Linked DNA regions of Homo sapiens: regions 1 and 3 are each linked to region 2. The links are chromatin contacts, found by Hi-C or POLR2A ChIA-PET in ENCODE. All regions are on one chromosome and are shown on one strand. Each heading gives the region's core, a stretch centred on a gene start or an enhancer-like site at or near the end of the contact. The rest is flanking DNA. Distances are from core to core; before and after follow the strand shown. Region 1 holds the start of TLE7 (TLE family member 7). Region 2 holds the start of CALB2 (calbindin 2). Region 3 overlaps ZNF19 (zinc finger protein 19).

Region 1 (2,812 bases), core at 272-2,771, 83 kb before region 2:
GGGTCCAAGTCCTGGATTTACATTTAGAGAAACTGAGGCCCAGAGATGGATGGGACGACCCCCTGGTCATGCAGCAAACCAGGGGCTGATGTGGTCTCTCACTGGGGCCAGAGGAGAGTTTAGAAGGCCAGGGCTCACCCCAGCCTTCCCAGTTGATGGACAGCCTCTGCAGGTCTCTGAGACATGGCAGTCCGTAGAGGGGGACAAGAAGTCCTGCAGCCCTGGCTTCCCGCAGGGTCCACAGTTTCTTTGCAGTGGCAGGATCAAGGCTCGGACTCATGGAAGATTGAGAATCCTAGAGGACATAACCTGATATCTCAGATCTGCCACCAATGTCCCATGTGACCCTGGGCCTCTCAGCCTCAGGCTCCTGGTCAGCATAGGGTGGGGATGGTCCCAGGACTCTGACGGTTTTCTCCCTCTCCGTAGGCTTGTTACTGTCCAGGGCAGGTCATCTGCTCAGACCTCAATGACTGGAGGGTGAAGAAGGCAGTCAGACACCTGCAAAGCCTCGTGAAGTCACATGACCCCACCACCCAGGAGACTGGGTAGCCTTGGTGTTCACCACACCAGTCTTGAGCCATGTGCGTGCAGTGGAGGCCTTACCAGGACAGCAAGAAACCTGAGCACAGGAGACTCCAGAACCCCGCACAGTAGCACTTCTGCTTGTCTTAACTGGAGCCCTGGGCCTGGAAGGGGGAGGATTAAAGTCTTTCTCCTTCAGTCGGGATCTGCATGTTCTGTCCCTGCAGTGCAAGGTGCACACACCCACCTTGGCCTGTCACATTGGAAGGGACCTCAGAGAACACCTGGGCCTGCTCTGGCTAGGTCAGGAGGGGAAATAGAAGCTCAAAGGAAAACATGGCTGTCCTGTCTCAAGGCACCCGCAGGTAGAGGGGAGAGCCTGGTGCGAGGCCTAAGCAGGGCGTCCATGCGCTGAGGAGCAGAGCTCCTGTGTCATCTGCACAGTCTCCCGGAGGCCTGGGGGCCCTCTCTCTGCAGGGGCTGGGGGTTCTGGGAAGAGGCTCTGGATTCTCTCCTGTTCTCTCTGCCTTTGAAATCTCCACTCCTGCACATCTGTTATCTTCTGGCCTGGAGAGGATGAGGACATCCTCCGACACATTCCATTGCACTCCATTCCATTCCAGCACTGTCCGCAGGCCCCTTCCACAGGCCAGGGGTTGACCACCTGCTGGGGAATCCTACATGGGTCAACCTTGGCCTTCTCCTGGGGAACGCCGCAGCCTGGGGGAAGGCGAGGACCCCTGTAGCCCCTTCCCCTAGCTCGCAGGCCCAGAGACCCACTACAGACCAGGTGGTCCTTTAGCACATCCTGTACCGGGCAGGGTCTCAGGGACCTCCCCTGCACGGTCTGGGCCACCTCTGCTCGCTTTCCGGCTTTCTCCTCCTTCTGGATCTCTCACTGTGCCGCCTGTTCCCCAAGTGGCTTCAGTGTTCCTGAGGCGTGGCCCCCACCCCCTGCCAGCCACCGAAATCCCACCCACCTTCGGCTCAAGCCCAGCCTCCAGGAAGCCTTCCCGACTGCCCTGCGGCACCAAGCCTCCGTCCTCTGGTTGCCCCGAGGGACCTCAGCGCCCCCGCCACGGTAAGGGGCTGTTCTGCCGTGGATCCCCGCGCGTCTGCTGGTCCCCACCCCGCCATCGGCCCGCAGCCCCGCGGCCCACGTGCTCCCAGGCTGGGGCCGCCCGCGGAGGTGCTGGCGCCGGCGACGCCGGCTGGAGTTGGAGACTGCGCGTGAGCGCCCGAGGGCCTGTCTGCCTATGCGTCGGCCGTGGGCCAGCGCTTCTGACCCTGGGCCTCGGCTCTGGCCTCGGTCTGGAAGGGGGCAGGGGAGCGGGGCCCTGCGTCCGGAAGTCTGCGCCCTGCGCGGTGGGCGGAGAAGCCACGAGGAGTCCTTGCTGCCCCCGGCCCTTGGTGCCCCCTGGCGGCCGGCGCGCTCGCTGCACCCCTGCCCGCTTTCCGGGAGCGCGGGAGGAAAATCCAAGAGCCAGGCCCTGGGGCGCCGGCCAAGCGAGGGCTGGACCCTGCCCGACCCAGAGGAGTAGCCCTGTCACAGCTGCCCACGGCCGGAGTCCTGGGGCAGCGGGTCCCTAACCTAGCAAGCCCGGCCGCGCACGCCGCGCCCTGCAGGCCAGAACCCCAAGGACGCTCTGAGTGGTTAGTGCAGCCATTGCAACGCGGTGGCGCACGCCTGTGATCCCAGCACTGTGGGAGGCCGAGGCGGGAGGATTGCTTGGGGCCAGCAGTTCAAGACCAGCCTGGGCAACAAAGTGAGACCCTTGTCTCTACCAACAACAAAAAAAAGTGAACTTTTCTTACAAAATAAATCGAGTGAAATCCTGCTGCGAGGCCCACATTGTAGAGTTGCTGTCGAGGACTGTGGGGGAGGCGGAAAGTTGCCGGCGGGCTCCTGAGAGTGACTGAGCAGGGGGCTTTGGTAACAGGTCCCTGGGGAGATAAGAGATGGACCCAGGACAGAAATCGGAATGCAGGACTTGGGAATGCAAACTTCCCATGGCAGGGACGGGACGCGAGGTGGGTGGGAAGAGCAATGTACGATGCGGGAGACGCCACCGTGCTTGTGGGAAGGGCAGCGTCACCATGCTAGGAGGAAGGGGCCTTGGCAAGGAATGGGGAGTTGGGGCTCCCCGTGACAGTGAGGGAGGAGGTGGGAGGAGGGGCCTGGCCGTGCATTGTCCCTTCCAGGTGCCCGCCAGAGGGCGCGTCAGCCCTCAAATAAAGATCTGGAGGCTCACAGTCGCAGTTCTGCCCAGATGACCCCATCTCTGAC
Region 2 (2,708 bases), core at 33-2,532:
GTGCAGTGCAGTGGTTAAGAACTTGTCTTCTGGAGACAGCATCTGTCTTAGCCTTTCCCGTTGGCCTCCCTTTGGGGTCAGCCCCTCCAGGAGCCATTAGCTACCCGAGGGGAGGGTAGCTACAGACACCACAAAATGTCTGAGATGCCAGGATATTTTGGATGCTCATCTTAGCCAGGTCTGTGCGTAGAGAGGGAAATCAGATCACTTATTTTTTCGGAGTAACAGAAACAGAGTCTCTAGTGATATCAAAAGCCTCTAAAGGAGGACCACCCTTTATGCCTGAGTCAGACCACCACAGACACTTGGAATCCCAGTGCTGGGGGCTACCTCCAAAGGTCATTTGGTCTGGCCCTTGCTTTTTGGGTGAGTCAGTGTCAAGACCACACAGAGCAGAGGGTTAGTCACTGAGGCACTTAGGGTGGTGCCTCCCCCTACCCAGAGATGAAGTCACCAAGAGTACCCAGGATTATCACTATGAGGGAACAGGTCTGGGACTGGCACCCCAACGCTGCCCGCCACCACACCCACTGCTGCTGTATTGGGAAACCTACATGCCCACGGCGGCTGGAAAATGGACAAAGGAAGCAGGGGGGTGTTCAGGGCCCCCAATGCCATTTTCCACTCCTGCTCCCAGCCAATCAAGCTGGGGAGGCCACGTTTCCCTTCAGGATCCCCTAATTTATCCCAGCCTCCAGCAGGGTAAGGGGGCTAACCTAGCATTCAACAAAAGGGGAAGAGGAGGAAAGAAATGAGTGGTCTTCTGAGACCTGTGGCTGGAGCAGCTGAAGGCAGGGGAGGTGGGGGAGATGGCAGGGGGAACCTGGAGGCCTTCCCAGCCCAGGCCACCTCTCTGAGAAAGCTCCCACTTGCTCAGAATAAAGGTGCAAATGCGGGTGGGCTCTGGGTCATCTATGTTAGGGAAGAAAGTTACTGACAGTTGTGCCCAGAGCAGCCGGATGTCTCCCAAACCCGGGACCACTACCCCAGCAGGCTCTGCGACCAGACCACCTCCTGAGGGCAAACGTACACCTGCCCGCATTCAGCGCCGCCCCCTGCCCCCTTCACCGCAGGTCCCCTGGGTGCCAATGGGCACAGAAGTTGGGAGCTTTACTGACCGTCTGCGTCAAAGTGCTTCCATATTTCCAGGAACTGGGACGCCGTCAGCTCGGCCAGGTGCAGGTAAGGGGGCTGCTGCTGCGGGCCAGCCATGGCGAGCCGCTCGGAGACCTCAGCCTGCACCGCTCCCGCTCCGCGCCGGCTGGGCTCTGGCACTCGCGCTGGGGTTGTGCGCCACGCTGCCCTTATATACGCTCTGGAGCCTGCGCCTGCGCCCGGCCGCCAGAAGGGGGCGCGCGCGCTCAGGGAATCCGACCGGGGCGCGGCGCGGCGGGGGCGGCGGCGCGAGAGGCTCGGCCCGGACTCCTAGAGGGCCCTTACCTCTGCGCTGAGACCCCTCGGCGCGGGGCCAGGGACACCCGGAGGATTTTCGGTGAAAATGAGGGAGAGGCTGCCCTTGCCTTCCCTCCCGACCGTCTTGAGTACATCCACCACTTATTATTGCTGGCAGTAGCAATAATAATAACAGCAGTAACAACACTAATAGTAATACTAACACAAACTTGACAAATATTTAGCACTCGGGCTTCGGAGTTCACTAGGTCTCTGTCGTGCCTCCTCTCTTCTGATCCTTCCACAGCAGGAAGAGCTGGGACCACTTTTCTGATGAGGTACTTGTGACTTCAGATGATTAAGTGACTGGCCCAGCAAATTAGTGGCAGGGCTACAATTTGAACTCAGCACTCTTTCCACGCCGCACGTGGCTCCTTCATGGGGCTCAGTCTTGCAGAGCAGCCAAGAGTTCTCAAGGCTTTAGTGGGGAGCAGCTGGAATCAGCAGTGCCCCGGGAGGATTCCGATGGAAGTGGTGTGGGGTGGGGGTGGGGGGCTTCCACTGTCTGTTTGGGTCTTCGTATATCCGTCCCCTCGGAGCCTCCCTCCACCCCTGGTACCTGCCTCACGCTGGCCATGCTCTGGGGGGCTTTTAGACATTTGGCCAGGGGGTGGCAGAACTAGATCAACCCGTACCAGGTCTTAACCACGCCCACCTAGGGACATCGTGGGAATGTGCCTGCTCCAGTGGACAGAGAACAACGTCCAACTCTGTCTTGGGGATGTTCTGAGCTGGTCTCAGAGAAAATAGACGCAGCTACTGAGCGCACATCCTGAGGGCAGCAGACAGGACTCCCCAGCAGGGAGCTGGGCCCTCTCCCCATTCTCTCCTGCGGTCTGAGCCCTTAGGGGTCTGTCCTGGCCTTGTGGTGTGGTAAGGTAAGACACATTACCCACAGAGTGACAGCATCATCCCTCCTTTCTCCCCTCTCCTGCTACGGAGTGACTGAGACATGAATTGGCGATCTTTAACATGTGCTAATGAGTGTTAGCTGAACCACCTTCCAAGAGGAGAGTGAAAGGCAAGGAGGTAAGTGAGAATGAAAAGGAGGTCGCTGGGGGAGAGGGGAACCCAGGAGGAGACAGAGAGAGGGTTGTCCCTTGGAGAGAGGGCCAAGCCCAGAGCGAGTCTCAAAGGGGCAATAGAGAATGCAGGTTCCAAAACCACTTGTTCTTTGCCTAGGGTGAATGTGTTTAGAGTTACTTGCAGGAACAGACTGGGGGGAGAAGTCATCAAAAGCTAGCTTTAGAGGTACC
Region 3 (2,893 bases), core at 285-2,784, 130 kb before region 2:
TCTTGCCTGAAACCAGCTCCTCTTCTTCAATTCCTGATCTCAGCTAATGGCACCTTCATCTATCAGGTCATCCAAAATTCATGGCTATTATAGATTGCTCTGGCTGCCTTGTATTCAGTCATTAAAAAAAAAAATGTCCACCGTTTTCACTTCCTAAATAGTTACTTAATATATCCCTCCTTAGACCTGGTCTTTCTTTCTTTTTGTTTTTTTTTGTTTTTTTGGTTTTTTTTTTTTTTGAGATGGAGTTTTGCTTTTGTCGCCCAGGCTGGAGTGCAATGGCACAATCTCGGCTCACTGCAACCTCCACCTCTCGGGTTCAAGCAATTCTCCTGCCTCAGCCTCCCGAGTAGCTGGGATTACAGGTGCCCGCCATTACGCCTGGCTAATTTTTGTATTTTTAGTAGAGACGAGGTTTCACCACGTTGACCAGGCTGGTCTCGAACTCCTGACCTCAGGTGATCTGCCCGCCTTGGCCTCCGAAAGTGCTGGGATTACAGGCGTGAGCCACCGCGCCTGGCCTGCTGACCTGGTCTTTCTTAACGTGTCTGGGTCTTTACCTCTAAGGAGGACAGCTTTTTTGTGCAAAGACCCTTTGGCAGTCTGGTGACACCTTCAAAACCAATGAACATACAATTAAACAGTTTTTTAGAATTTGTGATACAGAAATATAAGTGCAGCTTTACCAACGTGATGAAATGTAATGACAAGACTTGAGGTGGGCCCGATAACAACAAGGACAATTTCAAATTAGTGACGAGAATAGCCATATTCTGAGATCTGCATCAACTGTAATGTGATATGAAAATATCTGTGATTTCTATCGGTGACAGTCACAGATACGGCTGATACTACAGTAGTTTGTTGCCAACATAGAAGAAAATGCTAAATTTCGGTTAGAGATTAGCGAAAACAATGATATACTTTCTTTCCTATTCAAGGTCTCTGAGGATCCCCGGGTGGAAACTCCTCCCGGGAGTAAAACCACACAACCACTGAGAAGACCGCTCCGGCATCCTAGAGAGTACGCGTGTGAGCCTGGGTGCAAGGCCAAAGTAGTGACGCACTTCCGTTCACGCACCGCTTTCTGTTTTTCCTGAGGTGAGTGTTGGGGTTTGTCGCCTAGGAGTCCTTGCTAGGCTCAGGCACTGCACCTCTAGAGAAGGCTGTCGGCTTCGTCCCTGCTGCCTCAGTGGAGGGAGACAGGGCGGCCCCTCCGGGACCGGGGAGCGGAGGCTGCTCGCGGGCCGGTCCCGGTCTCCCTCTGGTGCCTTCGCTCCCCCACGCCTGCATCGGCGCCTTGGGAAATGGAGGCTGTGGATATGGGCGGCTGGATGGAAGGGACGCCTCTGTTCTCGACGCCGCCCAAACCCCATCTGCTCATTGGGCCACAGCTGCTTACTGAGCAGCTATGTGCCAGTTCCTGCTCTAGATTCCGGGGATGCAGCGGTGAATGAGGCGGGGCGTGGGCCCCGCCCCCAGGAAGCTTTCCGCCCAATGGGAAAGTCATGTATTAATCAAATCTGGTTATTTCACTCCACCTGCCCGTGACTTAGTGCACGTAGATCGAAGACCAAGTTCTTGACGTGCACAAAGTGTGGCTTTGTCCCTTGTGACTTCTTCAGCATCATCTAACAGCACACTCTCCTTTGACTGCTACTACAGTGTTCTTGATCCTTCACTACTAGAACATGGCTTTTGCGTATGCTGTTACTTTTGTAAAGATTTCCTTCATACCTTAGTTAATTTATTTTCTTAAGCTTCCCATCCACGTTAGTTTCCCCTGGCAGTGATTTAAATTGTGGACTTAAAAGTTATTTGAGAGAATCTTGATTAATGTGTCTTTCCTTTAGACTAAGCTCTGCGAGGGACAGGATCATGCCCCTTCTCTCTCTACTTCATCTGTTGTGTGTCACACGTGGCCTTGCATGAAATATGTATGAGATAAATATTTGTTGAATGAAGAAAGCACAAATCAATATATAATTTCAAACTGGATTAAGTGGTATATAGGAAAAGGAGTACGGTGCGAGTGGAGTGTTTAACAGAGACACCTGACCTGGTCTGTAGAGCGATCATGATCTGAAGGTGAAGGGTGGATAGATTACTGGAGAGAATGGCGGCTAGATTACTGGAGAGAATGGCAGGCAGAGAATCTCAGTTGTAATGGTTCTGAGATTGGAGAAGAGTAGTTCATACAGAAGAAACAGCAGGTATGAAGGTCCTGAGTTAGCACAGAGGAAACTGAAAGAAGGCCATTGTAGCTAAACTAAGAGAAAAGAGGGTGGCGGCACAAGATGAGGCTCGCAGAAAACAGCATCATGCATTAAGTCCCTGTAGGGAAGATGCTGGCTTTTTATAGAATATTGCTGTTTAACTAGAATACAAAGTGTCTGTAAGAGATGATATAGTTAAAACAATAACCCAGATGTTTTAGTGTGTTGAGTTGGCCCTTCAGGGTCCTTTGGTAATCAGTTTCTGGTTTTCATGGCCCTTGAGTGGGGCAATGAACAAAAAAGATGCCTGCTCCAGGTCCAAGTAAAGGAAGACTTGCTCTGAGATTTTTTTCCTGAGTTTTCTTGGCCATTCTTGTCTATTATTTTATGTTAACCTTAAAATCATTTTGCCAGTTCTAAAAGCATTCCTGTTAGGATTACTATTGGAAAGAATTTAGTGTAGTTATTAAAAGCAGGAGGCGGTGCCTCACGCCTGTAATCCCATCACTTTGGGAGGCCGAGGTGGGTGGATCGCTAGAGGCCAGTAGTTTGAGGACTAGTCTGGGCAATATGATGAAACCCTGTCTCTACTAAAATTACAAAAATGAGCCAGGTGTGGTGGCACATGCCTGTAATCCCAGTTACTTGAGAGGCTGAGGCAGGAGAATTGCTTGAAC

What was found. Hi-C counts contacts between places; a loop is a spot of excess contacts on that map. ChIA-PET counts read pairs that join two places held with the same protein, here RNA polymerase II (POLR2A). Pooled maps may share reads with other maps.
Region 1: a pooled map shows a loop between it and region 2 (2.0-fold over the local background). The contact joins the promoter of TLE7 here to the promoter of CALB2 in region 2. A Hi-C loop is called at or near these places in 1 of 50 pooled maps. POLR2A ChIA-PET finds 5 or more read pairs at or near these places in 2 of 52 experiments (activated T-cell and activated naive CD4-positive, alpha-beta T cell).
Region 3: a loop to region 2 is called in a pooled map, with 2.0 times the contacts of the local background. The contact joins the enhancer-like site here to the promoter of CALB2 in region 2. A Hi-C loop is called at or near these places in 2 of 168 maps with a recorded cell type or tissue (GM12878 and HCT116), 1 of 37 single-sample maps with no recorded cell type and 9 of 50 pooled maps.

The regions. Positions count from the first base shown.
Region 1 is chr16:71,440,763-71,443,574 of GRCh38, reverse strand. TLE7 (TLE family member 7) reads left to right here and starts at 1,521. Exons shown (of 10, transcript NM_001367365.2): 1 at 1,521-1,606.
Region 2 is chr16:71,357,297-71,360,004 of GRCh38, reverse strand. CALB2 (calbindin 2) reads right to left here and starts at 1,282. Exons shown (of 11, transcript NM_001740.5): 1 at 1,119-1,282. The coding sequence starts at 1,212. RefSeq lists a silencer at 1,254-1,483 and an enhancer at 586-1,551.
Region 3 is chr16:71,482,797-71,485,689 of GRCh38, reverse strand. It overlaps ZNF19 (zinc finger protein 19), which reads left to right. Exons shown (of 6, transcript NM_006961.4): 2 at 942-1,101. Among named protein-coding and RNA genes, the nearest start is that of ZNF19, 5.1 kb to the left of the region's middle. RefSeq lists a silencer at 1,066-1,345 and an enhancer at 913-1,822. Within about 2 kb of position 1,534, at least 41 of the 41 ENCODE cell types and tissues checked have a DNase peak (open chromatin) inside an H3K27ac peak, as active enhancers do; they include GM12878 and HCT116, where a contact is called at or near this core.